Linked DNA regions of Mus musculus: all the other regions are linked to region 1. A link is a loop called in an ENCODE intact Hi-C map of the cell type or tissue named here. Cell type or tissue: left cerebral cortex. All regions are shown on one strand. Region 1 has its middle 56 kb from the start of Mir1843b. Region 2 overlaps Tnr (tenascin R). Region 3 overlaps Tnr (tenascin R). Region 4 has its middle 5.6 kb from the start of Tnr. Region 5 overlaps Tnr (tenascin R). Region 6 holds the start of Tnr (tenascin R).

What was found. Hi-C counts contacts between places; a loop is a spot of excess contacts. Peaks named below come from ENCODE experiments on the same cell type or tissue, not always from the same donor. Only the 100,000 strongest peaks of a DNase experiment are listed, where the experiment ranks them.
Region 2: a loop joins it to region 1, with 2.9 times the contacts of the local background. A loop is called at or near these places in 6 of 42 quality-filtered maps.
Region 3: it touches region 1 in a loop (2.6-fold over the local background); 13 of 42 quality-filtered maps call a loop at or near these places.
Region 4: it touches region 1 in a loop (5-fold over the local background); 11 of 42 quality-filtered maps call a loop at or near these places.
Region 5: it touches region 1 in a loop (3-fold over the local background); 18 of 42 quality-filtered maps call a loop at or near these places.
Region 6: a loop joins it to region 1, with 6 times the contacts of the local background. A loop is called at or near these places in 11 of 42 quality-filtered maps.

Annotation. Positions count from the first base shown.
Region 1 is chr1:159,393,570-159,398,569 of GRCm38, forward strand. No RefSeq gene overlaps it. Among named protein-coding and RNA genes, the nearest start is that of Mir1843b, 56 kb to the left of the region's middle. In left cerebral cortex, a CTCF peak has its summit at 3,041 (motif pointing right); a DNase peak (open chromatin) is centred at 3,128; H3K4me3 peaks cover 339 bases; H3K27ac peaks cover 1,309 bases.
Region 2 is chr1:159,659,032-159,664,031 of GRCm38, forward strand. The region is part of intron 1 of Tnr (tenascin R); the gene reads left to right. Among named protein-coding and RNA genes, the nearest start is that of Gm31348, 120 kb to the right of the region's middle. In left cerebral cortex, a CTCF peak has its summit at 1,893; DNase peaks (open chromatin) are centred at 1,911, 2,298, 3,876 and 4,688; H3K27ac peaks cover 629 bases.
Region 3 is chr1:159,886,175-159,891,174 of GRCm38, forward strand. It overlaps Tnr (tenascin R), which reads left to right. Exons shown (of 23, transcript NM_022312.3): 11 at 1-146; 12 at 696-965; 13 at 2,083-2,202; 14 at 3,110-3,256. Among named protein-coding and RNA genes, the nearest start is that of Gm31348, 100 kb to the left of the region's middle. In left cerebral cortex, no CTCF peak of the experiment used is centred here; DNase peaks (open chromatin) are centred at 2,676, 3,456, 4,028 and 4,603; H3K27ac peaks cover 1,086 bases.
Region 4 is chr1:159,515,649-159,520,648 of GRCm38, forward strand. No RefSeq gene overlaps it. Among named protein-coding and RNA genes, the nearest start is that of Tnr, 5.6 kb to the right of the region's middle. In left cerebral cortex, a CTCF peak has its summit at 2,349; DNase peaks (open chromatin) are centred at 2,213 and 3,751; H3K27ac peaks cover 633 bases.
Region 5 is chr1:159,768,701-159,773,700 of GRCm38, forward strand. The region is part of intron 2 of Tnr (tenascin R); the gene reads left to right. Gm31348 (a long non-coding RNA gene) reads right to left here. Exons shown (of 5, transcript XR_001779507.2): 5 at 4,689-5,000. Among named protein-coding and RNA genes, the nearest start is that of Gm31348, 13 kb to the right of the region's middle. In left cerebral cortex, no CTCF peak of the experiment used is centred here; DNase peaks (open chromatin) are centred at 2,888, 4,093, 4,417 and 4,642; H3K27ac peaks cover 1,653 bases.
Region 6 is chr1:159,521,773-159,526,772 of GRCm38, forward strand. Tnr (tenascin R) reads left to right here and starts at 1,997. Exons shown (of 23, transcript NM_022312.3): 1 at 1,997-2,443. In left cerebral cortex, a CTCF peak has its summit at 1,937 (motif pointing right); DNase peaks (open chromatin) are centred at 1,509, 1,974, 2,424 and 4,570; H3K4me3 peaks cover 2,913 bases; H3K27ac peaks cover 1,464 bases.

The DNA of each region.
Region 1 (5,000 bases):
TGTCTCCTTGCCTAGATTTCATTTCCTGTGGGCATGGACCATTCATTTTACTTTCCCTAAGTTGCTTAATAGGATACAGGCATCTCTGAAGTTACACGGGCAGGCCTTGGCTCTGTACTTATGAACTGTAAACTTGGACAAATAATTCCACTGCTTTCAGTTTCATTTACATCCCTCTAACATGGGGAAGGGGTGTCTATCTTATGGTGTTGTTAGAAGGGTCTTGAAGCCAGCATGTCAAATAGCTCCCAACTATTTGTATTTGCTCTCACAGAATTATTATTATTATTATTATTAATTATTTTCTATTTGTAGATGGGATTTAGGAGAGAGGAGCAGGGAGGATAGGAGGGAGATATTTTGGAGGACAAAGGGACAGCCAAGTAAGGGACTGAGTTTCATGCCTGTGGGCTGTCCAAGCATGGCTGAGGGGATGTCTAAAAGGAGGGTTAGGGAGAGGAAGTCTGAGCAGGGAGTGGCACCAAATGGCTTGCAGAAAACTCCAGGCCTGAGATGTCCCTGGCTTCTCTGTGCTTAATATCAGAGTGTTTGCTTGAGATGAACTTGACCTTCAAGGTCAGGGATAGACCCGAGGAAGGCCACACAAGTCAGCAGAAAGAACACTGAAGGCAGAATGGCTAGGGAGTGCTTTCTCCAACTGCATTCTGTTCTGGATCCCAGACACCTCCTTAAAGCCAAGGACAAGAGGGGGCCAATTTCACAAGTTGAGCCCAGGAAGGATTTTCAGTGTTTTAATATAATAAAGGTGGGTATGTCCAAGCAAGAAGATGGTCTTTTCTGGCCTGAGACCTAGGTAGGCTGAGACCCACTTTCCCACTCCTCCAGTGTCACTCTCAGGGGCTGCATATGTCTGTTCTAGTCTCCCTACATGCAGCAATCTGGCCACATAAGCACCCAGAGACTGATGTCACACATCAGACTCACCGGGAGCAGAGCAGGTCTCTGGAAGAGAAAGGGGAGTGATGAGGGTGGTACAGAAATGCAGCTCATCTTGTACAGAGATTGCTCAGCACATGAAACCTGGGGTTTGCTTTCAAGCACCACATAAAGAAGTTATGGCAACAGAGACCTGTAGTCCCAGCACTTGGGAGGTTGAGACAGCAGGATCGGAAGTTCAAAATCAACCTTGGCTATAAAGTGAGTTTGAAGTCATCCTGGGTTACAGGATAGCCTGACTTAAAAGAAAAAGGGCAAAGAGAGACTTAGGGAGAGAAAAAGTAGATGGGAGCTGTCTCGTCTTTTGATTGAGGACATGGGCAAGAAGTATGCTCAAGAATATAGACCTAGGAGCTGAAGAGATGGCTTTGAAGGTAAGGGCATTTGTGAACAATCCTGAGTTCAGTTCCCAGAGCCCAAATGGTAGAAGGAAAAAACCCACTCTCACAAGTTTGGCTGTGACCTCCATACATATCCTAACCCCTCCCCCCACCCCCAAGGGAAAAAGAAGAGTCCAGGACCTGGGGCTCTGAAGAAGAACCAAGCAGGCTAGGTGAGCTTTGCCTCTTTTGTGCCTCTTTTGCTTCCAGTAGGGTACAATTACCCCACCCCACCCCCAACACACACAAACATTGTGGCAACTGAGCACTGTGTGGATTTCTCACTGAGTGCTGTTGTAAGTACAACACGCACACAGGATCCAGATGACCCAGCACAAACAAAAGGGACAGAGTGTCTCCTTAGTAATTTTCTTTTGTTCTAACTATAAGTTTAAGATGAATTTAGGATATGTTAGATTAAACAAAACATATTATTAAACTTACTATGAGCTGTTATAATTTTTTCCTATATACTACAAACTTTAGGGTAAGATGCAGCATGGTCTACGTTACATTTTCATTGAGCAGTGTTATTGTTCATTCCAGGCAGACGGCTGGCTGATGGGAAAGTGTCCCCCATATTGACTTCCTGAGGAATGAAAGGACCACACAACATGGGTTCCACTTACAGAGAGAGCACATTGTATAGCTTATTCAATCCCCTTGCCCCTGATGCATCTTCCGCATCCCATAATGTTTAGGACTTTTAACCCCCATCTCCGAGTTTTAAACAATATCCAGAATGTAGGAAGCTTTTGGAAAATGTTTGCTGAATGGATGGATAGATGAACAAGGCAAATTGGGCTCCCCTCATCCCTCTACTCCAGTACTACTAGGGACATTTTCTCATTTTAGGGGTGCGAGGTGAAGAGTGTCTATCCTCATAAGAGGGCTTCTGTGCTTGCGTGCATGTGGTGTGTGGGGAGCGGGGCGGGGAGGAGGGAGGAAGGCGCATGCGCATAGGTGCGGTGTGGGTGCCTGAAAGCAGAAAGAGGTTCTGGCTTCGGTCTTCTCATGAGATGACTATCAATGGCTCTTAGGGGCTCTACTGAGGCTCAGGACACCTCCAAGGTCTGTGAGCAGAGAGTCACTGGGGCGAAACCACATACGAGTCTGCATTTTGAGGTAACCCCAAAATATCCATTTCTCCCAGTTTCTTGGAGAACAAGGAAATGAGCTTGAAGGGCATGGAGTGGAAGGGCGTGGGCAGCTGGCTATCAGGGAGAAGCAGGAGACTGACCCTGACTCTCTCCGACTTTCCTCAAAGCTCACTGTTCTTGTCTCGTGTTTCAGAAAGGGCAGTCAGAGCCCAGGGCAGAATTAATTTGTCTAAACGTATGGAGCAGGATTCAGTCCAAATCTCTAGCTCCTGGATTTTCTCCTGAATCTGAACTGGAAGGTCATCAACGCACCTGGATTCATCTAGTCTCTTCTCTTCTGTTGATTTGCTGTGTGTCCTTAGGCAAATCGCCTCATACCTCTGGGCTATTATCCTTTCAGGGTAAAATTGATAGAGGACACCAGTAATCAGGCTTTCCGATAGGATATGTTGTGTTTCCTCAGGGGAAGATCATACCTCCTGTTCTATTGGCAACATCACTTGTTTATCCAATAAAATGGGAACCTATTTGATTGAGAACCTGATCTAGGTCCCGAGTAGAAGCCGGAAGAGGAATTTCATGGTTCTGTTATTGCTTCTGCCTCCACCAGAGGGCACTCTTCGATCCTGTAATGAAACCGATGCGGTGGTCTGCTCCGCCAAAATTCAGACTGTGGGAAGGTGAAAGGTTGCCCCTTAACAACTGCTGACCTGAGCCTAAGTGACTGCATGGAGGACTTCCAGGAAAGACGGCTTTAGGGGACTCCTGAGATATATGGAGTGTTTGACTGTGGAGTCACGTTTGCAGGACTAGACACGTGGAGTGAGGAGGGGCTCTGACTCTCAGTAGAGCCTCCTGGCAAGAGATTCTGCACAGTAAGCCCTGGGAGAGGAGTAGGAGTCAGAGAAGTTCATGTGAAGATGCTCAGTGTTTATAGCGACAGAGAACTCCTCCGAGCTGACTCGGGAGCTTATGTGACAGCAAGGTTGGGGGCTCTGTGAGATTCCGCGACTTCTGGAAGTTTGCACTATAGGACAGTGTCTGGGTTGAGACTTTAGCTCAGTCCAGAAGAATGACATTTTCTCTGTTTTGACTTTTTTTTTTTTTTTTTTTTTTTGAGTCAAAGTCTGACTATGTAGCTCAGGCTGGCCTCAACACTTCTGACTGCTAGGATTTCAAGTATGTGCAACTATGCCTGAACACCATGTTTGGTTGTACCTTTCTCTGTCCCATGAGTGACCAGTTTTTCAAAGCAAAGATGTTTGTCACAAAGGAGAGTAAATAGGAAAAGCTAGGGTTTGGAGCCGTCCCCAGCCTTCTGGGAAAGGAATTTAGACCATGATCATGCAGTAGTAGAAGATAGGTCAGTGGACAGGTGGCCAACTTTGGGGACAGGAGAGCCAGAGGGTTTAGCAAAGAATTCAGGCTTTCTGGTTAGGGCAAGAAAGAGACTCTCACATGTCAATTTTGTGATGGGCGCCTGGTGAGCACAGGCCTGGTTTACACACTTACCTTCTCAGATGTCATTCCTGTCCTATGACACAGGCATCCTCATTTCCCAGCTCGTAGACACTCAGCTGAGGTACCAGGAACTTTGCCAAAGTGGCAGAGTTTGGGTTCGAACCTATGTATGGCACTAGAGTTCAGATGGTGGCTTCTGGTGAACACTCTTTTAGAACTTATCGTGCCTGAGAATCCCCTGCTCAGTTTTTTTGTCACCGTAGCCTGTGCCTGGTGCATTCTCAGAGGTACCCACACACCCCTGGTTACAGATGAGGAATGAGCTAAAGTCATCATGTGCTACAGAGTATCTGGAACATCCAGGCACAGGGATTCCTGCAGCTCCTAGACTGGTGGTGCTCAAAATGTAGGTCTTGACCCCTTTGAGGTCAAGTGATCCTTTCACAGGGGTTGGATATCAGATATCCTGCATACCGGATATTTGCATTATGATTCAAAAAGAAGAAGGAGAAGGAGAAGGAGAAGGAGAAGGAGAAGGAGAAGGAGAAGGAGGAGAAGGAGAAGGAGAAGGAGAAGGAGAAGGAGAAGGAGAAGGAGAAGGAGAAGGAGGAGAAGGAGAAGGAGAAGAAGAAGGAAGAAGAAGAAGAAGAAGAAGAGGAGGAGGAGGAGGAGGAGGAGGAGAAAGAGGAAGAGGAAGAGGAAGAGGAAGAGGAAGAGGAAGAGGAAGAAGAAGAAGAAGAAGAAGAAGAAGAAGAAGAAGAAGAAGAAGAAGAAGAAGAAGAAGAAGAAGAAGAAGAATTATAGCTATGAAGTTGCAATGAAATAATTTGATGGTTGGGGGTCACCACAACATGAGGAACTGTATTAAATGATCACAGCATTAGAAAGGGTGAGAACCACTGTCCTATACCACTGGCTCGTGGCCCCTAGTAGAGGATTCTAGAGAGGAGAGACTGGACCGGGGGAAGCTTCTTAGGACCGGATTTTTGGCTCAAACACACACACTGTGCCTGTGTGTTTTTGTTTTTTCCAGTTAATAAACAGACAATCATTATTTTTCTCTGGCCAAATGGAAGCTGGCCTTAGAGCTTGCAGCAAGGGA
Region 2 (5,000 bases), 270 kb after region 1:
AAATGTCTTAAGGCTGTTACGTCTGTTACTGCTCAATGCCAGAGAAGGACAAAGTGTCAGAAAGGAATTCAGTAGAAAGTCCTTAAAGATTGGGGATCAGAACCCTGGGCTCTAAGGATACATATCTTTGCTTTAGGCTTGACCTGATAATACCCTTGATGTTTTTTAGCCCCGTTCTTCTCACACATAACCCCAAACTTGCAATATCAGTAGCTCTTGGGAACTTATTAGAAATGCAAATTTCCTCCACTGAACAGGATGACTGAATAGGAAAGGCCACAGGTGGGGCAGTAATCTATGTTTTAACAAGACCAGATATAATTTGAGGTGTAGTGATATAGAGAGGAATGCGTCGACTGCATGTCCTTCTGACAATTACTGGAATCCTATTTCTTTCCTTTGAGTCTTTAATTAGACTTGGACAGCAGGCAGTTTGAGGATATATTCTCTTAGCAAAAGCCTGGGAAGCAAAAACTTATCTTCCTAATTTGAAGTAGAACCATAAACCTTCAAAGTCTGGTAGGCAGAAGAATGGTTGTCATTTTCCCTTTGCTGCCGAGTCTCTTCGGAGGATCCCCCAAGCTCCCTGCTTTGTGCAGAGAGGTGCTGGGGTAGGCCATCAGTGGGACCAAGCATTTCCCCTGAGATGCTTCTTCTGTGATGGCCATGTCTTTCGGTGGCTTCCTTTCTGTCTATATGTGTTCTGCATGCATATTTCTTGTCTTCCCCACAGTTCCTCCCTCTAAAATTCTATTATTCCCTTAGATATGAATAGAATAAAAAAGAGCCCTGAAGCTGAAGAGGACCGTAGTGATAATAGAATACAACCTCCTCATCTTACACATCATCGGCAAGTCCCATACAGGACCAATTTCCTTCTGTGGATAGCAGATCATAGTGCCTGGTACATAAAAATGTACTTGGTGAATCTTAGTTGAATTGTTTGCTGTCTGCACATGACATAACTTTCTATAACATGTCATATGGTATTTAATCCCCCTATTAGCAAATACTGTTATACCCAAGGCTCTAAGCTTTGGGCCCACTTACTTTTCTCTTCTGTTGAAGTGGTTAACGCCATGCTAGCCTTACATGGGACCCCAAAGAAATGCACACGCAGCAGTTTGAATGAACAGCTTCTGTGTAAATATTAGCTATCATCAGCCATGGTGAGCCTGAGGAAACAAAGGCCAGACTTGAACTTTTCAGCCCCCCTCGGTATCACTCACCCCTAAGTGGTCCTCTGAGTCAGCACTAGTATAGCGCCTTTACCACCATGCCCTTCTCTGTGGTGCCACTAGGAATATAGTGGTTTCACCAAACACCTCTGACAACTGTAGCTATTTAGGCTGTCAAAATCAGCTTGACATAAACTGAGGACAATGTAAGAGCGTTTCTACGTGTTCTACTTTCCACATTAGCAAACATATTTCTGCTCACAGAAAAATACTATGGGTAAATAAGTTGAAATCACGTGCTATTTCTGTTATAAGCCAAGTGACTTGAGCTCCTAGCAAAATTAACCTAAACGAAGTCTGCATACCTTCTGTTAATCCAAAGCAAGTCTGCATCAGACTGGCATTTAGACATCAAGAGTGGCAGAGGAGACTATGCTCACAGTCCCCTCAAATATAGCACAATGAAGACACACTTCTTTCATTGGAAATATAGGATACCTACCCATAGTAGCTATGTAGTCAAAGGCAAACCCAAAAGATAATAGCTCCTCTGGCCCACCCTCTTTCTCTAAGCCACTGAGTCGCCTACTGCCTGAGTCATTGCATCATTTTGCCAAAAAAAAAAAAAAAAAGCCCTCTTGCTATCTGGGAAACATGATTTTTGTTTATTTAAGTAGGAGAAAAATAGTTGTGAGAACTGTGTTTGGTGTCAAGGAAACTGGGCTGCCAAGGTGTGTGTTAGATCTCCAGATCTTGCCTCAACTTGTATGTCCCCCTCTGGCCCTAGATGGAGCTGCCAGCCTCAGGACTTTGCCAATTTGACCTTTACTTGCTAGGACAGTGCTGCTTTTGCCAGCATACAAGTAGCTCTGCTCGGTGACCATGAATGCACAGGACTAAGAGGGTCTCATTGGTGGAGGCCCATTTATCCTGCTGTGGCTATGAGAATTACTTCCCGCACTGGGCTGCAGAGACCCTTAAGACCCCAAAGCTTTCCTGTGTCTGCTGTAAGGCTCTAATGGTCTGCTTCTATCACCATGGCAACACAAACACAACTCTACCAAGTACTTTTAGTACTTGAGGTTGAAAGAGAGGCATATTTGCCTCCAAGGGCTGTTGTGCAGTTGGCAGGTTGTGTTATCTGGCAATGTGTTTGCTGCTACTGTTCTGAATGGGGGTGCCACCCCTCCCCCCAGCATCTGAAAGGAGTAGCAATGGCCTGTAAAGAGCTCTGGTTTGGCAGGCCGAGACTCTTCTGCCAGTCATCGCCCCACAAGCTGACAAACAATTCGACTTTCTCTGCCTCTGATCTTCCCTCCTCCACCTCACTGCCTCCTCAACCTTCCTCACACAAGGGCCTCCTGGGTCTGCAGGGATCCAGTTCACCAGGGCTCCTTTCCTGTGATAAACTGAACATGAGAGGTCTGGAAGCACCACCCCATCCTGCCTCTCCAGCACTGAGCGCATGACCTTAGGGAGGCTTTCAGGACTAGAGATCTGAGACTTAGATTTAAGGGCGCATCAACCCCCCAAACCTGCAAATACAGCCAGCTTTATGTCTGCCGTCCCTCATGTTGCCTACTTTTCACTAGAGCATTCCAGAAAAATGTGAAGTCTTAGGAGTCTCAAGCTATTTTATAGAGTGACCAGGGGAGTCACATTCATAATAACTGGGTGTCTGAACTAATGGAGACTGGCTGACTTGGTATTTTTGTAAAACAATTTCTCTCTCTCCCTTCCCCATCCCTCTCTTCATCGAAATCTCTGGGGCCACTATGAGATCCATATACCCTTGTGATAACTGTAGAGTGTAGAGCCATACTTACACACACACATACACACACACACACACACACACACACACACACACACACACACACACACACACACACACACACCTATGTGTATTGATCTAATCTTATATGTTAGAGTCTCATAATATTTTCTGATTGTGATTTTAATCATCATTTCATATATGTCTCTCATTTATTTAGCACCTGTATATTCCATGCACATACACTCTGGACCCATTTCTAGGACCTAGAAAGTATGGTTCCTAAAACTATAGCTGTATTATATCAGCACGAATTAACACAGTATTTAATTCATACTCTATGTCCTATGGAAACTAGCACCATATGTTTCTTAGGTATTTGTGGGGAAGGGAAGGAGAGGTGGAGATAGACCAATTGTCCCTCATAAGTAATACCAGCTTCAAAACATGTAGGGCCTGAGGTGGACCTCTAAAAAAGGTCTCCACTCATAAAGTTTTCTGAATCAGGTATGGCCCTTGCAAACCAGGGAAGAAGGTCCAGTTAATAAGTGATCTGTACTATGGAGAATATACTGTATATTTGGCATACATATCTTAGGTGTGATATATGTCATAGGGTTGCTGGATGGGGGAATAGGATTGATTACCTTCCATTTCTTTCTCAACACAACCCCCTCCTAACTTCATGTCTTTTTTTAAAAAAATAATCTACTAAATCTGGTTCGAGCTGCTCATATGTTCATGAGTGTGGAACCTTTGACTGGAACACTAGAATTCTACCAATTGCCATAGCCTATCAAAAATGAATGATTCTCCCACTCCAGAAACTATCAACTGTAAATAGCTCCTCAGGGAGGGGTGAGAACTAGAGCTTATCTGCCCCATTGATGCCAGAATTTTGGCAGGCTTGATCTTGCACATTTTATGAAAGGAACCTCAGCTACTGTTGAGCTCATGGATGAGGCAATCGATAATTACAACCTGTCTGGAAGATGGCATTTCAGAGCACTCCTCTGCATCCTTCAGCTCTTGCTTTCTTTCTGCCTCTCCCAGCTCCTGTGATGCTCTCTGGTCCTGGGTGGTGTTGGGGAGAGTTGATGCACATGTCTCATGGGCTGAGCATTGAGTCTCTTATTCTCAGCACATTTTCTAGTTCTGCATCTCTCCTTTGACTGCATCCCACTGCAAAAAGAAACTTCCAAGGATAACCCTTCCCCATTCTATGTTAATGACACGCACAGTAGAACTTAAAATAATGTGACTCTAGAGGAGTCAATGTTGACTTTTCTATTGAAATTTATTTATTCTTTTCCTAATGCTATCTACTGATCTTTCTAGCTCAGTCCTTTGTCCTGGAGCTCAGTGTATTAATGCTAATTTAATTTACATGACTGATATAGCAAATTGCCCTCTCTTGTGCCTTCATGCACACACTCCTAGAGTACTTCAACAAGAGCTTTGTTTCTTTCCTCACTTGAAATCATCATCAGGTATAAAAATTTATGAACAAACTCTACTGTTTCCAAAGCAAAGGGAAACATGGGGAAATTCATCTCCTGGGTACAATTTGAGCTTTCAGAATAATCAAGTGCAGCTGGACGTCTTAAGACTAAACTAGCATTCATGCATTCAGCAAGAGCTGGTGAATGCCCTTCTATCCACAGGATCTAAAAACAGTTTCAGATAGGAAGACCCAGATGTGGTTTCCCATTGCACAGGCCTCTAGAAGCTGCATATGGACACATTGGGGGACAAAATCGAGTCTTACATCAGTTAGGAGACACCAATCCTTACACAAGACTCCATCTGGCATTGTACAGACCCAGACACTGTTTCTTGTCACAGGGCTACATGGACTAGGATCATGAGTAGCTCATCTCGCCTCTTGGAGGGAGATATTTTCCTAGGGATAATCTCTCTTGAGGTTATTTGTCTTCCTGGGATATCTGAGAGGATTTAATGAGATAATGATTGTAAATCATTTTGAGGGCCTCTGAAGAATGAATGGTGCTATATAAATCAGAGCATCATTATTGCAGTGATCACAA
Region 3 (5,000 bases), 490 kb after region 1:
TGGGATCTCCTCCGAAGTCACTGTGCCCAGGGATAGGACTTCATACACACTAACAGATCTAGAGCCTGGAGCAGAATACATTATCTCCATCACTGCTGAGAGGGGTCGGCAGCAGAGCCTGGAGTCTACTGTGGATGCCTTCACAGGTACCAGGGGAGCAGACGTCTCAGTGAGGTCCCCGAGTAATTAGATCTTAACATGAGGTGATTCAGATGTCCCAGTCTTCCAAAAGAGAAAATTAAGAGATGTGTAAGGGGAGGGGATGGAGCAGGGACTAATATATGCATGAAAAGAAAATGTTTGAGAGTAAAGGGAAAGAATAAGCAAAGATCTGAAATTTTATGTCAGATTGTTATAGCCTAGACACAGGAGCTAATTCATCTATTTCTCCTTTCCTGCATTAAATTAGTGGTAAGGCTAAAGCTCTCTGTCACATTTTTCCAAGTTAGAGGTTTTAAAATCCGGGACCCATATTATGAATATTTCACAGAGCTGCTTCTAGTTTTATTAGACTGCACTATTCAGTAGATGGCTAAGTAGCCTAGCCTGGACTGGAGTGGGAGAGGAGGTAGGACCTCTGAGCCAGCAGGTGAAAGTATAGCCCATATCAGCATAGAGGGAGATCAAGCATCTCTGCCCAATGGCCTGCTACCAACACATGTGTTTCAGAGCTGCCAATCTTTTCTACTTTGCAGGCTTCCGCCCTATCTCCCATTTGCACTTTTCTCATGTGACCTCCTCCAGTGTCAATATCACCTGGAGTGACCCATCTCCCCCAGCAGACAGACTCATTCTGAACTACAGCCCCAGGGACAAAGAGGAAGACATGTTGGAGGTCCTCTTGGATGCCACCAAGAGGCACGCTGTCTTGATGGGTCTACAGCCAGCCACTGAATATATAGTGAACCTTGTAGCTGTCCATGGGACGGTAACCTCTGAACCCATAGTGGGTTCTATCACTACAGGTGAGGCTGGAGATGTTGATCAAGAGGGTTCTCACTTCAGCTTTTGACAAGCCAATGCAATCTAAAATGACAAACTTTCAAGAAATAGCAGAATGAGCCTATAGCTAGAGACTTCTGTGAGTTATTCTGTAGCAGGTACTTCTTTCAGCATTGCATAAGAGACATATGATGAGAAACATCCATTTGCAAAGTAGGACAGGCCCAGTGCTCTGCATGCCCAAGTCTTGAATGCATTGGTTCTAGATTTGCCAATCTAGGAAAAAGGCCCGGAAAAAGCTTGTCTCCAAGGGATTCTTTCTAAGTAAAAAGATGATATTTCTATTCTGGAGAGCCATCTCTTGACAGCCTAATAAATGATTCTTCCTCAGAATCAACATAGAGCTAGCATGTAACCATGTAGCTACCTGGCATTCAGAGATAGGAGCTGATTTGCACATTGGAAGACATAGAACTTTGAGATGAATTGGGCCATTTCCCTTTGGTCATTTGCAAATGCAATCCCAAATATGATACATTTGTATATAAAAACACCTATAATTAGATAGTTCCCTACATACTGACAAGAACTCACAAACTGGAAAAGTATGTTAAGTAGTCAGCGAATTTGACCCCACAGTTTAAATGCACCATAATTATGCACCATAAATAAAATATAACTTAGGAAAGTATATTCGTTTAGGATTTGTGCTCTGAAATCTCTCTACAGTTAATGGGCAGTTTTTTTCCAAGTTGAACCAAAAGTAGCTGCTAAAAACTAAGAAAGAGTAGCAGAGTTAGGTCTTTGCAAGAGAAGTTTCCCTTAGAGAAGATAATTATATGATCCTCTATTTGAAATAAAACACACAAACTTAAAAGGAAGTTTCTGGTTGGTCTAGATGGTAGTAGCTGTGGCACAGAAGTGTAGATCTTGCCAATTTAGCTTCCTGACTTTGGCCATAGCTACAATGTTATAAGTGTGACATCACACAGACTGTCATGTTAGGGATGCCCAGTTAGTTATGTAGGGTCATGCCTGCCTGAGGGACACTAGTGGATCAACAGAAATCTAGAAATAGATAGATATTCCACTTTCAAACTGTGCTTCTGTCTTTTCCCCACAACTCTCTGATCTTTGTAGGAATTGATCCTCCCAAAAACATCACAATTAGCAACGTGACTAAGGACTCCCTGACGGTGTCCTGGAGCTCTCCTGTTGCGCCTTTTGATTACTACCGAGTATCGTACCGACCCACCCAAGGTAATGATATGATTTTGTTTCTCAAACATAAATAAGGCTTGAAGTTGATTAGAGATTATTATGGGTGCATGATCACAACTACACAGCATACACCCTCATACCATACTTCCTCAAAATGAGAGTGTATTGATGAAGAACAACAGAGAAACCATGAGTTCACCAACTTCTCTCAAAATAGGCTCTCAAAATATCATCAAGAGAGCCAAACACTTTACCATGGGAAATAACTGGACACCGTTAGCTAGGCTGCGCAATGAAAAACAATGAAGTGAGGCCTAGATGGCTTTACCAAGAGCCAGTGCTACACATACTATGCTGAGCATAAAGTCTAAGACTAGAATCCTGGATATGGATAAAGACCCAGCAGAGCCACATGGAGCCCTGAAGGGAACCACAGTGATCCTAATTCTGCCATTGTAGCCAATGTATGAGTCAGAGAAGTTGGCCGAGAGCTTGCCTGCATACTGCCAGTTCTTGCTGGTATATGAGGCATTGTTAACAAAGTAGAGAGAATGTTCACTTCCAGCCAGAGGTAGGACAGTTTTCCAGGCTACCTTTCTCTGGGCTGCATAGGGCACTTTTTGCGGTGGCTCTGCCCACTCCACTTCCACTATACTGATATGCCCGCCTCAGAGAAGACCGGTCTGATAGAAACCTACATAATAAATAGCTCATTTACTTTTGTTCTAAAAAGCCCATAAGATGAAAGAGTGAGGCCAGCGTATAAGATCTATTTAAACTCCACCATTATCATTTATGAGTCATGTATCTGCCTTCCCTTCCCTATTGCATGCTGAGCCCACACCCATCTGTGCCTCATGACCCACTGTCCCAATGTACACTGAGCCATGGACCCACTGATAAGAGAGCTGTTGAACGTTTAGTGATGGATTTTGTTCTTCCTCAGTGGGACGGCTAGACAGCTCCGTAGTGCCCAACACCGTGACAGAGTTCGCCATCACCAGGCTGTATCCAGCTACTGAATATGAAATAAGCCTCAACAGTGTACGGGGCAGGGAGGAGAGTGAACGCATCTGCACCCTGGTGCACACAGGTAAACATGGCTCCCTTGCTGGGTGTCGGCTCAGGACATAAGCAGCAGCCTTGAAACAAACACAGGAAGCAGAGTGAAATCACTCCAGCGCATACAGTGGATACTGGCTCCGGGGCCTGAGACGCCATTCTTTGGCTCCTCTGACTCACTGTGTCCTTCAGGACAAGTTGTGGTTTCTCTCCCCACAGACTGTTCTTTCTAATTATAGGAGTTTGGTGAGTCACACTTGAGGAGGAGTCTTGCTCGTTCAGGTTCAGAATGTTCATGGAACTTCCTCTACGAAGAGCGCCCTTTCAAAGACGCATGATGGAGACAGATTCCACAGCAAACATTTGAATCATAGGATCTCTTTAAGTCTTGGGGGTTGAGGAAACTTCAGAAAAGCATTGTTATTCCAGTTTCAGGAAACTAGGGGTGGATTATTCATCATATACAGCCACCCCATAGGTGTATTGCCTTTGCTCCAGGGAAAAGGCTCTAAGTCCATCACCTGTATGAAGGCAGTAGAGGTGAAGGTGACCCTTTGTGGCATCCCCAGCTGCTTTCAGGAACACTATGTAGTTCTTGTTCTCCTGTAGGAAATGTCCTCTGTGTCCTCAGGCCCCTTCACAGAAGGAAGGTGGGGAAAAGAGATGGGCTTTAATATGAAAAATAGGGAGGAGAAAGTCTCCTACCATGCCTTTTTTCAGAAAACTGGCTCTTTGGATAAGCCTGAAGATAGGGCTCCTTTTCTGTAACTCCACTAGCCTCCCTTCTCTGGTCCTTAAGCAAGTATATCACATAGGATTAGCACAGATTTGCTCTAGATGGCAGTGGAAGGCACAGCCATCAGTTTCTATCCTCAACATCGAGAACCTTCTAGTTAAACCACAGTTTCCACTACACATAGGAAAACATTCAGCCTGCCTCATTAAGCGAACACCTGGATATCCCAACGCTGCTAAATTTCCCTAGAGATGGTGATTTCTGAAGGAGGAGAGTGTGCCTAAGGAGTCCTCACTGCTTTGTAAATACTCTTACAAGCGCCAAAACATTATCTATTAACACAGTGACCAAAACGTCATTCAGAAACATAAAAAGGTACCTTTCGTAGTCTCCCTCCTTCTGGTAGATGCACTATGTTTTGTCAGTGATCATTAAAGCAGGCAGTGGATAAACATTGACCAGAAGTAATGACCATTCAGCCAAGAAAGCCTGAAAATTCTGCCATATTTTCTCATTGAAAATCATAAAAAGGATTTCGAGAATATCGTGTTCCCAAGATAAGAGTGTTGTGACTCAGCCCAAAAGCTAACTCGTGTGATTCTTGGCCACAGGCAGCAGACATCACAAAAGCAGAAACTCAGCAGCACACCAAGCCACCCTGTCATCTTTCAAGTTAGTCAGACTGGTTCTGGTAACTTCCAGTCACTGTGCCACGCTCAGAAGTGTCTCCGGTTGTTCTTTTCAAGTCATCACAATAATCTTAAAACTTGTAGAATGACAGCTCCTTCAGGAGATGGTACACATCTCAGAAATCATCCAACCATAGACTCTAATAGGAGTTGAATTTAAAGACGTTTTTGAAAGCACAGATTATGAATAAAATTCAAAACACTGAATTGTAAAGTCTTTATTTCTTCTTGTTACTTTGGGATGAGGAACATAAGCAAAAAAAAGGGGGGGGGAGAAAGAAAAGAAAAGATAGCAAACACAGCTCATTTAATCAAAGAACAGAGGTAGGCCGATGGTAGGTCGTGGTTCC
Region 4 (5,000 bases), 120 kb after region 1:
CTTGATGAAGGACTGGAATGTGGAGAGAGGTATGCGTGGGCAGAACTGCATAGCTCATCAGTGGCTTCACAGAAGCTTAAATCCAGGCCCACTCAACTTAGACCTAGGCTACTGTTTTGCCCTTCACAGAGGTGCTCTTGCAGCATCTGACAAGGGTCTCCAAAGCCAAAGTCATAGCTAAGCAAGAGGCAAGTAGGAAGCTGCTAAATCTGCAAAGGACATTGATTTAAAAAGTCAAGGTCAACCTAAGGTAAAAACATGGGCAAGGTCCATCTAATGTTCTCTACAGATGGATCTGCACAGATGTCCTAAGATGAGGAGGGGACTATTGGGATTGCTATTGGATACATGAGGGAACTGAAAACAACCTTTTCTAGACTTCCAGAGCAGAAGCTCTGGAGTAAAGATCCATCTGGGGATGTAATTCCTTGGTAGAGCAACTTGTCTAACGCCAGCAAGAGCCAGCACCCCCAAAGCAAGGATCTGACCCCAGTCTCCCTATACAGGAAGCTGTGATTTCCCCAGTAAGTATGAAACTTATTCTGCTCACATGTAGAGAAAGTGCTGAAGGAATTGTGAACATGGGCATAGCAAGGGAAAGGTTCAGCTTCTAGAATTCTGGCTAAGAAGCAGGGAAGACTGAGGAATCACAGAACAACGCCAACACTCCACAGCGCCCCCCACCCCAGTCTTTCCTCCCTATCCCCACACCATATTTGTGCTGCTGTAAAAACAAAACAAACCAGAAATGTACCCAAGACTGTTTCAGTTCAGTTACTTGTTCCCTTGCTGTGATGAAATACCACAACTAAAGCAATCTATAGAGGAAAGGGTTTATTTGGCTTGTGGTTACAGAGGGAGAGTCCATGATGGCATGGCAGTAAGTGGCCAGAGCAGGAAGCAGAGTGATCACATCATTTATCAACACAAAGGAAACTGAGAAAACTGGAAGTTGGACAGAGCTAGAAACCATCACGGCACACCCTTAGAAGCATTTCCTTCACCAAGGCTCTGCATCCTAAAAGTTCCATAACCTCCCTAAATAGCCAACTGGGGATTAAGTGTTCAAATAAATGAGCCTGTATGGGGGGGGGGGGAACAACATTTTTCCACTCAAACTACCACAGACTGCGTATAATTTATAAATATAGTCATGGGCTGCAAAATGTCATTGATGAATCAATACAGGACAATGATTCTCTAAGATTATACTGCCTAGTGACACTGTAGCTGTCTCCCCTTGCGTAAGCACACTCTGTAGTGTTCACACAATGATAAAATTGCCTAATTATGCACTTCTCAGAAGTTAGCCCTGTCACTGAATTACGAACGATTTTTAATAGAAATGTGTTGCTCTCTTTTCTGGAGGCTAAAGTTCAAGGTCACACTGCCAGAGATTCAGTGTCTGATTAAGATCTTGGTCCCTTTTTCTAGGATGGCACATAGAAGTGCCCATGGCAGAACCTGGCAGAAGTGACTGATGTTTAAAGAGGGCTTAGCTAGTTCCCTCAAGCCCCTTATGGGTACCTAATCCCACTTCTGCCTTGTTTGGGGGTGGTGCTCTGTAACCAAAGGGCTTACCTCTCCATAATGTTGTGTGGGGAACAGGAACTAAGTGTCAATTTCAGTACTGAAAGGGACCGGGACTTTCCAGTCACAGCAGATCTTTTTATTTCTGGTGAGTAGCTTAGCCTATTAAGCAAAAGGAGAAGAGCCAAAAAGGGAGAGGGACTGGTGTCTCCCCTGGGCAAGAGTCCATCTGGGAGAAAGGTGGGGCAAGGACTTAAAGTTTTTAAAGTGGCTGATGCGGAAGGTAAGACCTAAAATTAGGCCTCTGTTTCTCATTCAGAGGCCATAGAAAATGAAAACTAGGAATCGAGTAAGTGGCTCAGAGGGGAGGAAACCCTACACAAAGTAGCCAGTGAGGGGGTGGGCATAGATGTGCTGACAGCCAGCCTAGCTGTGAAGAAGTCCTGGAACAGGAGTGACACCTACCCTGGGTCCACATCATTGCCCTTGTCTGCAACAAGAGTCGACCGCCAATCTAATCCTCTGCTGCACTGAAAGCAGACATCTGCCTTGCTCTCGCTAATTTAGTGTAGGAAGCCTGGCTCGCTCTCTGGTATAGATAACAATTCCTAGCTGGCAGGCAGGCTGGGGAACCAGGAGCTCAGCTGCACCCCTCCTTAGCTAGCATTCCATCACCCAGCAGTCCTCCCTCCCCAAGCAGGCTGCAGCTGGCCAGGCCCTATCTACAGAGATTTTAGGTGCCAGGGGGAAGGGCAGGGTTAGTGACTCAGAGAGATGCTGCATACTTGCTCTCACAGGCACAGGACTGCAGTTCCCAGAACAGACTCTGCTCAGAACTGTCTGAGCCAGCTCTGCCCTCAGAGGACCCAGATGAACTGGAAGGGAGGAGGTGTTTCAGGCTGGGCATGCTGGAAGTCTGGATGGAAAGGTTTGTGGTACATTAATGGGCACTCTGGGACTGTTGTTCTCTTGTAGGTAAGCATTCCACAAAGGGTCTTGGAGCCCCCTAAATGCTGGCAGGTCCTGAGCACAGCATTCTTTCATCTGAAAGCCAAAAACCAAAATCCATAACTAATATGGACTCGGGGACAGCTCCCTCCATACCTTCTACATGGGCACAGCAGCGGTTGCCTACTTTTCTACTGGAATGTTTTCTATACGTCCCACTGAAAGTTAAGGGTCTCATTACTTATCCCCAGAGGAATGAGAAAGAAAATAATTAGCTTTCTGCCTTGAAGCCTAGTTCATTCCTCAGTTCTGCTCTTAAACTCATGTTTTAAATGACAGTTCTGAGATTGCTAGAGTTAGAATTTTCCAGGAACCTCAAAAGGTTCAAATATTAAGCTATAGCTGGGTGTGGTAGTATCTAACTATAATCCTATAAATATAATATAATATAATATAAATATGTAATATAAAACTAATTATAATATAAATATAACTATAACTTTAACTTGGGAAGTTGAAGTAAAAGGATTACAGTTTGGAGACCAGCCTGAGCTACATATAGGGATGCTGTCCTAAAAGACAAAAGGGGAAAAATAGTTAATCAAATAAACACCACCACATATTAACTTAAGTAAAGGAGCATAGATTACTCAACTTACTGGGATTCAGATTCCTGCTGGAGTTATCATCTCAGACAGCATTTTCTGGAGCTTTCTTCCTGTCCTTGGCTCTACTTGCGTCTGGGTAATTGTGAATGGGATCACTTTACAGAGCTTGGAAATGACTATGGTTAATTCTAGGCTCACATGATTCCTGTTTGGTAAGCTCTTAAGAGGACAATTCTTTCTGAACTTCTAGGGTTCTGTTTGGCTATGTTTGGGGCATGTGCTTAGTCTTGAATCCAGTTTTAGATGTGTTCTGCAGGTAAGGTAATAGGTCTACAGTCTATTGCAATGGCATCAAAGTAAGTGAAGGATTTTGGGCAAGGGTCTTTTCCATCTGCTGCCTAAATGCAACAGCAAATTCTACCTTTTCCTGGAGTTGGCAGTGTTTGGAGCTGTCCAACAGTGCTCTTTCTCTGTTCTGTCAAGTCTCTGCTCACTCTCCTAGGTTCTTTCAACTCAGTGCTGTTTTTTAAAAAAAATTCCTGAGCCATTTTCTACAGTTCTTCCCCTTGCCAATGTCTGCCTGTAGCTCCAGCCTTCCTGTCTCCATAGCCAGCAGCTGTCCCTTCAGAATTCTCTCCAGACATTATCCTCATCATGCAATGAGGTCACCAAGTCCTGCTGAGTCAGGCTGGGACAGAACCCAAGTGCAGTCTTAGCATGCAGGACCTTCTCTGCCTCATTGTGGGGGTGAGCACTTGAGCCACATTGTCCGTATGGAAAACTTTAAAAATTCATCTCTCTACCTCCAAAATCCTGAAATAGTTCCTTCTAAGCACAACTTACAGAGATTAGGGCAATCCAACTTATATCATCTGAGCTGAAAGGCAGTGAGTGAGCCATTTTCTCCAATGCCTAAATGTCCCTACAATGTCTTGACAAGTGGCAACTTTTCTTGAGTTGGACCATGTTTAGAAGTCTCCATTATTGGATAACTCTCCATGTTGGCAACTTTCCTTTCAGCTCTTCTCTCCAATCAGACCACAAGAGCAAAATGAAAGGTGAGTTCCTTATGCTAAAGGTTTGGGAGTCCAAGGGCAGCTTCTACTGCATGGTCTGTATATGTGATTCTTGATTATCTGTATCATCGATACTGAGTACCCATGAACTCATAGTCATTACAGTGAAAGAACTTATCCATGTATGCCCACGGCCAGGGTCTACGACATGGAACTATACCGAAGGATTCAGAGACTGTAGACATTGCACACTCTTGTCTCTCATGCCCCAAGATAGGACCGGGCTATTTCATTGCCTTAGAGCAACTGCTTATTTCCTAAACATTGAGCTCCCTACCTATATAATGTCATCCTGGGCCTTCTACCTACAGAATATGGGAGCTGGTGGTATGCTGTAGTCAGGGAAGAAGGTGCAGGTATAACCAGGATTTTCTTCCCAGTGATGGGTAGAGCCATCTTAAAGTGGCAAGGGATATACAGGGTCCCTCACCTCTCCTGTGAGGAAAAAGTTGTGGAGCAACAAACACAAAAGAGAAAATTCCCACTTCTTGTCCCCCTCTATTTCTGTGCTCATTTGCTCTTTCCCTCTTCTGAAACATTCTCTTTATCCTGGACCCACAGAACTCCACAGTTCTTCAAATACTCCCTGAAGTCAAACATTTTCTTGGCCATCATGGAATTTATGTCCTCATAGGATAGAAGGACAAGTATTTATAACCCTATAACACTGTAGCCATGTAAGCACAAGATTCTGGAGAAGATATTACATAGAAAAGAGGAAGAGTTGCTCTTGACAACTTCTCCCATAAGATACCCTTGGGTAGTAATCACATAAACTGTCCAAGAGCCAAGTTTCTTGTCCCCTTTGTCTCATGTTTACAACAAGGTGTTTTCTTCT
Region 5 (5,000 bases), 380 kb after region 1:
GAGGATGGTCGGCTCTCCCTTCACATAGCACCCAGGTTTGCTTCCAGTATTTGACAAATGATGTTTTTAGTGCTAAGCTGGGCCCATATTAAATCTTCAAAAACGTCAATTATTGTTACTGTAATTAGTATTATTACACACGAGGCGTGCTTTCCTTTGTTCCTTTTTAATTGGAGGGGAGGACGGTGCCTCTGCCACTTTCTATGCTGAAGAAATGTTTTTTTTCTACTTCTTTATGTGTTTAGAAAGGAAAAACAATGATAAAAACAAAGCCGGGACTGAGGCTATAGCCCAATAATGGTAGCATACTTGCCTAGCACGCACAAAGCCACAGGTTCAATCCCCAACACACACACACACACACACACACACACACACACACACACACACACACACACACCAGCAACTAAGCTTGTGGTGGAGAACTACCACACAAGATCACAAGATCACCCCTGAAGGAACCAGAGCCAAGACGAGTGTCTTGTAGTACAGGTTTTGCTTTGGGTTAATGTTTCCTCTGTTCTTGTTTTACTTTTTAATTATGATCAAGTGACCTTGTCATATAAAGTGTGCTTCCCTGCATACGAGCAACAGAAGGCTGAGCAAACAGACTTTAATGCTACCATCAAATGCAACTTACAACCGCGTTAACATGGCACATATTATTGATGGATGATGATACTAATGGCTCCATGTGCTGCATGGTAATGGGTCCCACCAGAGAAGCAGTTCACGTAAGTTACTACTTGGGATATTACCATCATGGACTCAGGCTTGAGTCTCCCCTCCTGCCTTTCTGCTGGTCCTCCCTATATGGACTCCAGTGGCCTTGCTCCAGAATACCACATCCCTTCCCTGCTTCCCTTAAAACTAAGGGCAATGAGCTTCCCTGCTTGTCAAAGGAAGGGGAAGCATTCAGTAACAATGAAGATTGGAGCAGATGCCCACATGAGGATACCAGGAGCTATAAACTCAAATAGGGGCCCCACCTAGCATGAGAATTTCGCTCTGAAGATTTTTCTCCCATAGCTGCAGGCCTTCCTTGACCTAGGAGTAACATGAATTCATCTCCTCCCATCTGTGAGAACTTAACTGAGATGCTGGGAGACTGGAGAAATGTAGCCTGTGGCAAGGTAGGTAACTACTCATAGCAGCAGTTCATGCTATAGAACTAAAATGCACTATGGGTTTGTAATAGATACACCCCTCCCCCATTTCTGTGGAAAAAAAAAAAGCACTCGAGACCCAAGCAGAATCTGTCTTGTGCAAGCCCTTGATTACTACCTGACAGGAGCCCTGAGTGATCCAAGAACTTGCTAACGTAAGTTCTAGCAGGGGTCTAGGGCAGGGGCCATGTCTGTGCCACAGAGAGCCCCAGAAGCCTGTGTCTCCACACAATGTAGAAGGCTGGTCCTCTGGCAAGATGGCAAAACACAGCAGTGTCATGGCAGCTGCACCACACGAGCTCCAAGCCTCATTGAAACACAAATGCTAACTTGATCGCCCTTTACAGCGAAACCTTGTTACACAGATATCGGTTTATCTGAGAAGATATGCAATTGGAAACAATTGTTGTTCCCTAGCTAACTGGATAGCCTGTCACGCTTCAGTGGAAATATCAGATTATCTGAACTAGTTAATTCAAAATCCATTCTTTCTGCTCCCTTGCCTTTCAAATTAATGACATTTGCCGTAATTGATGGCAAGAGAGGGGGAAATGGGGGCAGATACCGGAGCACATGGTCTCTGGAAGTTCGTGACTGCTGCTCACGCGCCCTAAGACTGAGCCCTGAGAGGAAAGGACAATCATAAAGTATGTGTTCTGGAAAATTAGATTTTAAGTACTGGGTTTCCCCTGAAGGACTCTTTAAAGGAGAACAGAAACAAAGCCTAACTGTGCAATTAGTATCATAATCAAAAATTCAGGGGAAGGTAAGTGGTTAAGTGTTGTTTCCTCTTGGTGAGTTTTGTTCAGGATAGAGTCTCCACTCCAAAGCTCTTGGCCTGTGCAAGTGTGACTTGAAGTCCAGGTGCTATATGAAGACTGTATCAGAGGATTGTGCCTTTGCCATTTGTCAGCTAGATGATCATGACAAGTTATTTAACTCCTTTGTGCCTCCTCCCCTTATTAGATAGCACTAGTTAGATAGATCTCGAGAGGCTATCATAAGGACTGTAAGTATAAATGTTTTGGAGTGGCTTCTAAAACACAGTAATATGAACAGCAATTTAAAATGTTTAAAGGCTTGACTAAAAACCCTCTATCTCCCATTCATAGCTAGGAGATTTGGGGTTAGAATGGGGTTATCTCCCATTCATATCCCTTGCCTCAGTTTCTCATGCGTAAGATGATGGTTAATTGAAGCCTCAGAATATTTCACAGGTGACGGAGCAGCTGAGTCTGAAGGTAGACATGGCTTGATCTGGATCTATCATAGAGTGGGCAGCCAATCAATGCTGAGAGCTTCCTCAGACTGAATGTTTTAAGTATTCCCAGATCCCAGCAGGACAGAAGAGAAGAGACTTCCATACACAGTGCCAAAGAAGCTCCCACATATGGTAGCCCCAAGTCACCAAGAAGAATATGTGCCAGCCAGTGTTTCATATTTTACTTATTCCAAAGAAGAAGGAGCCATGTGTGTGCCAAGCACCACTGGGTCATTAGAGAGACATATGTGTCACATCAACACAGATTGGCAGGGTGTGACAACAAGGATGAGCGAGGGAATACCTGGCGGAAGGTACTTAAACAAGCAAGATGAGTCTGGCTCCCACAGCCCTTACTAGCATGGATGCTGTGGTGCTAAAATTGCAAACACAGCTACCAGTTTTGAGAGTCTGCAAATCAGGCACTCAGAAAGTAAGAGCGATGAGCCTTTCTATTTTAATATCAGGAAAACACAAGAACATGAACTTCTCTATATAGAAAAACAACACAGATTGCCAACATCAATTCTAAAATGCCTTGAAAAGGCTAGGATGCTAACATCAGCCAGCAAGATGCTTTAAGCCTCTCTTTCTCTCAAAGTATATTCCTCTGCCTCCACATAGCACAGTGGCAGGATGTAAGAAAGTGGCATGATATATTATTTAGACATGAAGCAAGACTTCTACATTCTGTTCCTCTCCCTGAATGAGTTAAAAAAGAAGATGGGTACAGTTTGTGAGTATGGGGATTGATGTTATTGTCTGTTCAAAATGTCTGATGTAGGCTCCTGCTCACTGCATCACCCACGATGCCATGATTTATTACCACACTGTCTCCAGGTGCAGTCCAGCTAGTCTCCCCTGTGATGATCATGCAGAATGTGAGAAGGGGTGTCCACTGGTAGACTATTTCCAATGAACTCTTGAATCATCCAGACAGAGAGGCAGATGATGAGCTGACACCCGGTAGAGATTGTCTGGTTGCTTGAGTATCCCCATGTGGAATAGAGTGGGGGGATATGGAAGTTTGAGAAATCTCAATGAGAAAGTGATTGTTGGACATTTGCCTTCACAGCAGCCATTGATAGTTTGTTCCCAATACAAGTCTCCGCACCATCTATCACTTTTGTCCTAAGGACACCTTCATTCTTTCATTCAATAAACATCCAATGAACCCTTGCCAGGAGCTAGGCACCATGCAGCCATGAGATGACGATCACAGGACTCTTTGCCTTTAAGGAACCTAGAAATCTCTTCCAACTTTGCCTGTTCTGTGAGATGCCATCCTTCTTTCTCTGGGTTCCCAGAGCTCTTTGCCCTGACTAACTCATGACATATCTGCCTCTCTTCTGCACTGGTCTGTGAAGTCCTGAGACAAGGAAGAGAAATTCATCTCTTCATCCTTACCCGGAGAGGTGTGTTCACCTTGCAGGCACTGGAGGGGTCTGGAAGTCTCCCAGGATGGAGAGGCAGTGATGAGAGTGAATACCCAATCTTCACACATGTATGTCAAAGCTAGCATGTGAGCTAATAGCAGACTAAGGACCATGAAGGATGTTTCCCTGGAGTACCACATTTGCACATTTCTCTTATTTTTAACTCCTCTAAAATATGAGATTTGAACTCATCCTAAGGAAGAGCCACATCCTCATAGTCAACCCACATGTTTCCTAATGCTGAAATATTTTAGGCATCGAGAACAGCATGTTCAACATTCTCCCAGCAATCTCTCCTTGGAAAGAGTCTAGATTATGCTTTCTGGTATCATTTAGGCTTTGTCCAGGCTCCACTAGAATGCTTGGGTTTCAACAGTCCGAACAGAGGGCATGTGGTACACTTGGCGTGTATCTTAACATAGACCAGCACAGTCTGTATGTGAGGACCTGGGAGACTTTTTAGCATTCAGCACATAGCCAGACATATAAAAAGGAAACTGATAAACAGGCATCCAGGAGCCTGGTGTCAGGTATCTGCTTGTTCTACAGTCTGTCCAAACCCACCAGTCAGGCATTGACCAGTGTAGTGGATCCTCCAAAGACATGACCTCCCTAGCAGACAGCAGTTTCTCTGGCCAGAAAGCCCTACCATGTATCACCCCTAGAGCAAATGCAAAAATCAATGCTTTCCTCTCAGGGCTGACCTTTCCTGGCCACTCAGCCACCACAGAGTTATATCATCGGTGTCAGGCTCTGCCCAGGGGCCGGTGCTGGGTGGGGACTGTTAATCAGCTCCTACCCCAGATTAACATTCAGACAGAGAGCTCAGTAATGAATAGTTTAATATAATGTTGACTGTTTACCCACATGAATGGAAAGAACTTACATCTGCCAGAGCCACCTGTGCCCACAGAACTATAGCTCAGACAGCCATGTCCCCCAAGAGCCCAGCTGTGTAGAGGAGAGAGGGGGTAGGTTGGAGAAAAGAGCAGGGGAGACAGGATAGTCTGGGTGGCTGTGGCCAGCAGTTGACCAGACAGCTGGGAAGGGGACACACACACATAACCAGTAGGCAGAAGACAGAAGCAGGGGGCGGGGGGGGGGGGGGTGGGTGGAGGTCAGCTGCCAATGGAAAGC
Region 6 (5,000 bases), 130 kb after region 1:
CTGCTCCGAAGTAGTCCCACTTTTTAATGCATTTGACAATTCTACATGTAGTAAAAACAGTTATTTTACCTTTGATTGATCCTGTTCTGAACTGACTAGTGTTTCTTTGTGGCTTTCTCTCCTGATGTTCATTGATCACTGGTTCTGTGTTTTTGCAGGTGCCACATGCTTGTTAATGTGTGTGCTAGAATCCTTACAGAGCTGTATGTGCACTTCAGAAAAGAGAAAGTGCATCTTACATACAATGATTTTAGAGTCAAACACACATGCTTTTGATTTGAGCACAAGAGATCATTAGAAAGCTAGTTAATTTGTGTGACCCAGCCTCCTCATTTGTAAATAGTAGGTAATATTTACCCTGGAAGGTTCACAACCCTCTCTCTTCATCCCCTTGAGTTTGCCATGCCTTCAGCTTCAGTTTCTCATTGGCCCTTTGCTAAAATAACCCTCATGCTTCCAGTCTCATCCTAGATACTGTGCTCTGTGGAAGCCTGCAGCCCTCTGGTCAAGTTAGTTTTCTTGCCCGTGTTCTCATTTATTACATTGCCTCTGCCCGTGTCTTGGCATCAGCCTCTGAACTGTCTGGTCTCTGCCCTTTCTTTCCACTTTGAGAAACTGCAAATTCCATAAAAATGGGAACTGTGATTTGCAAAACATCAAATCCCATCTTTGCTCTTCCTCATTCCTTTTAATCCAAAGATTTCTTAAAGCAAGTTATATTAGGTAAGGAATTCATGACTGAAGTTCTGAAGAAAATGCCCACATCTTACTTGATTCTCATTAGCTGGCATTGCAGGAGTTCAGCTCACCAAATTGCTGGCTCCATCCTAGTACTGTATTAGGCTCCAGGCAGTGATCTGCTTTAGGTGTAGAAATTAAATAATGTGTCCTGTGAATTGTTACTAATACCCAGTACTTTCCAATTTCATGAGATTCACAACTGGTTTTTGTATCTGTGAAACTGCCCAAATCACTAAGAGAATGTATTTTCTTAGCAGATTTTCAAAAGTAATAGCAATCCCCACAGTTCATTTGGCACATATAGTTCTAAATATTTTATTAAAAACTCAGCCACATGCAAATTCATTGGAACAACCTAGGCACTTTATTTAGAATACCAACAATGATCACTTGTAGGTATTATCTCATGTTTACTTTAAATGTTGTGACTTCTAAAGTGACATAGCACTAGCTTTGTTATCTTGGACAAGAAATTTTATCCCTTTCTGCCTCAGTCCTTCAGTCTAAAAGATGCAATTGGAGCATTTGCACTGTAGGATTAATGTATGCGTTAAATGAGATGTTACCTGTAAGGATTAGTAGCAATGCTTAGCACTTGGTACAAATGCTGTATAAAGTTAGCTATTATTATATGTCAAGGGTGAATCAGATGTAAGCAAAGCTTTTGGATGAGACTGGAGTTAAATTTCCTGTCAGCTGTATGTTACTCTGTTCCTTCAGCATTCCTATTCAGTAGGGAGGGGGCAGCACTATCCACATTTTACAAACAGTGGAATTGAGCCACAGAGAAGCAAAATGTATAGTGCACGAGTGGCAGCCGAAAACTAAGACTGACTTTGTAGACATAAGTTCCAAAGCACTTTCCAGGTGGCTGAGTTACTGGGCAGTTAATGAGTGTAAGCTTGCCTTTCCAAGTCTGAGCAGAGACCTCCTTTGCCCCTTTTCTGCCAAACATTTATCCTAAAGGCATACCCCTCCCCAATACCATATCAGGTTTTCCTACTGCAACTACAGGAAAAGGATCAGCAAAAGGCCCTTTGTCTTCCTACAGGCTCACCAGAGGGAAGTCTTTGACTCCATCAGGACTGGGACTGTTTGACTCTTTAGAAAAGCAGTCTCCAAGAGTTTGTGGGTGCAGGGAGCCTGAACTCAGACTGTTCAAGAGGACCAAAGACGCGTTGCTTTTCTGTCCACTAGGGGGCTACTTGTAGAAGGCTGGGAAAAAAACAGCTTAAAAATATGCTGCTGAAATTTCAGTAAGAGGGGAAAAGAGAGAGCTTGTGAGAGACAGCAGAGCGGTCCCAGGCTTCCTCATCTCGTTCACGTCAGAGGCAGGAACCGACTGTGCTAAGGCTGTTGGCTCAACACGCAGAGACAGAGCTGGGGCAGCCTCAGAGACAGGGAAAGAAGAGGTCCTCCCTGACCCAAGAAATTACCACGAGTGGAGTAAAGCCATCTGACTTTTTGGTCTTATTTTGGTTGCTTCTTCTCTCCTTCTACTGGTAGACCTACCAGCTGCTGTTTCGTTTCTTTCGTGAAGCCTTCTCTCTGCCTCTCAGAAAAAAAGAGGAAGGCAAGAGAGGGAGAGAGGTGGGCGCTCTAGGTGAGCGCATCAGCTGGCTCCAGCCCGAACGTACAAGAATTCTCTGCTTTGGAAGCTGCTCTAGCTCTCTGCTCTCCGGCTACCCACCCCCCAACCTGGGTAAGTCCGGAGTACTGCGCTCCTCTGTTTCCTTGCTAGCGAGATTTCAGCACCACGGAGAGCGATTAGATGCATGTTTGTTCTTCAAGCCATTTGGCTGTAAGGTTACATCTCTTTCGGCTGCCGATAAAGCGGGGTTCTGCGTAGGGAGAAAAGAAAGGAGAAAGGCGCAAAACTGTGTGTCTACCGAATTAGAGGGGGATATGGACCTTGGCCTTGGGAGTGAGCCTGAGCAAATGTATGTGTGTGCACTGTTGCATAAGACAGGTGAGGTCGGAGCTAGCAGGCTTGTAATTGTGCTAGTCTCCCGTGTGAGGCTGTCCTTTTTATATGTAGCTGGGAGGGAGGGTTTGGGGAAAAGAGTCCTGGGTTTTCCTAAATTAACTCTTTCATACCCAGCCATAGGTGGTGGGAAAGTGTTACAGGAAAAGCCTGGGGGACAGGAGTGGAGGTAGAGTTAAAAGTTGTGCTTCCAGGAGGGAGCTTGGAGAAGCAATATTTTAAAATGTCATTCCCCCCACCCCCACCCCCCAGGATTACCTGGATTCTTGATGTAGTGACAGCCTAACCTGACCTTTTGCTTCCTTTCCTGGTGTCAGTTCCTGGTGGGCAGATGCAACAGGTTAGCCCCAGGCTGGGGGTAAATTTGGGGCTGAGGTCTCTAATTTCACACTTCAAGGAAAATACTCAGCCTGGCAGGGGCTGACTGACTCGAATTATACTATATTTGTAAGCAGGCAGGGAAGACCATCCACTTCTCTCTTACCCTTGGTTGGAGAGAGGAAAAAAGTCCACTCTCCCCTGTTTCCTGGGGGCATTTGTCAGTGACAAGCAGCCCAGAGGAAAGGGTTTGTCTTCACTTGTCTATGGAGTCAGGGGAAAACCTAGACTGGCCCAAGCCTGAAAGTGTCTTCTCCAGCTCCCACCCAGGGCCTCCAGGGCCTCACAGATGGTAGACTGGCATTACTACATTCTACTGCTTTTTCATGGTCTCTCTCTCCCTTTCTCTGTGTCTCTCTCTGCCTCTCTGTCTTCCTGTCTATTCTCCTCCCTCTCCTCCCTCCCCCATCTTCCTCTCTCTCAATACTTTCAATAAGTTACTTCTACCTATCTTGCTTTTTTCCTTAGAGACTCTATCTGCCTGCCCTCATGTCCCTGAGTTCTATTCAATCCTACTACATGAAGCTCCTCAACAAGTGGCCTTGGGGGCTTCCTTCAGTTACCAAAGTTTCCTGGGAGCCAGTATCCCAAGAGGGATGTGCAGCTCCTTGCAAGATAAAGCCTAAACTTGGTTGGCCTCTAACCCTTTGAGGTTCTGCTCACTCTTTTCCTCATGGGGTGGGGGAGGGACAGGTAGGTGGAGTTAGACACAGACCTTCTTCCCAGTGATGTCTTGTGTTACGGTTTTTAATTCAAAATCCTGGGCTTTTCTCCAACATGAGTAAAGTGTTCCCTACTTTGGATTGTGGGAAACTTCTAGGTGGGAGATATAGTTATGAAAGAAACAGTACCACCTTCCTTAGCTCCATCTCCACCCTGAGATTATAAGCAGCAGAACTAGAAACTTCAGTGTGTCTCTAGAATGAATGGCAGAGAGTAGTTTTTAGAGATGGGAAGACAGAGATGTCAGAGGTTGTAATGGTAGAAAAAGATTGAAGCATGCAACTTTAGAGAATCAGAAGCCCACACAGACTCATTCATACTCCATCCTTTCCCTTCACATTCCCCCAGTGTGTACCAGTAAGTGGATGATTTCTCTACCAACTAACTGGTCCCTGAATGCTTAAAAAGCCGTGCCCTTGCAAAGGAGCCTCTCTTAAAGACATCATTTGTTATAGATGTCACAATTATCTTATTAATGCTCCTAGATTCTCTCTGAAAAAAAAAGTGGCCAGTAACATTATTGGGTCCATTTTTAAACAAGCATTGGGTCAGAGAGTGGCAAAAGCAGAAACAGAACTTCTGATATACTCATCTCCTCACCTGTAAGTGCAGAAGTGCTCATATGTGGGAGAGTGAGAACCTGCTGTTCACATATACCAGCAAAGCTTGTTAGTGAATTCACTGTGAAACAGTGGGCTCTCCCTGGGGAAGAATCAGAACCAACCAGACAACTTGCCATGTCGCTGATGCCCAGAAACCAAGTGAAGAGCTCTCTGTGCTGATGGTGACAAGAGTCCCTGGGATGCCAGCCTCCAGGATGAACTGAAGTCACATGCCCAGTGTTCACATTCCCTTTACCTCAGAATGCCAGGCAGAGGCCCTTTTCCTAGAGCACCTTGCCATAGGTGTACGAGTTTGGATGTTTGTTCACTTTGCTGACACAGGACCCTTCATGGGGCCACCTTCATTGAGTCCTCTGTGGTTTGGGATGTAGGAGGATTACCAAGGGTCAGGAAACAGTTGGACTTCTATCACCTAGAGGAGTGAGAAATGGTACAAACTAACTAGACACATAAAGGCTCCACTTTCCCAGAAGCCTCTTCTCTCACACCCGCCAGGGTTCTGGAGAGAAGGCTACTGCATACTCACGTCTGTCTTCCCCTCACTGAACAAA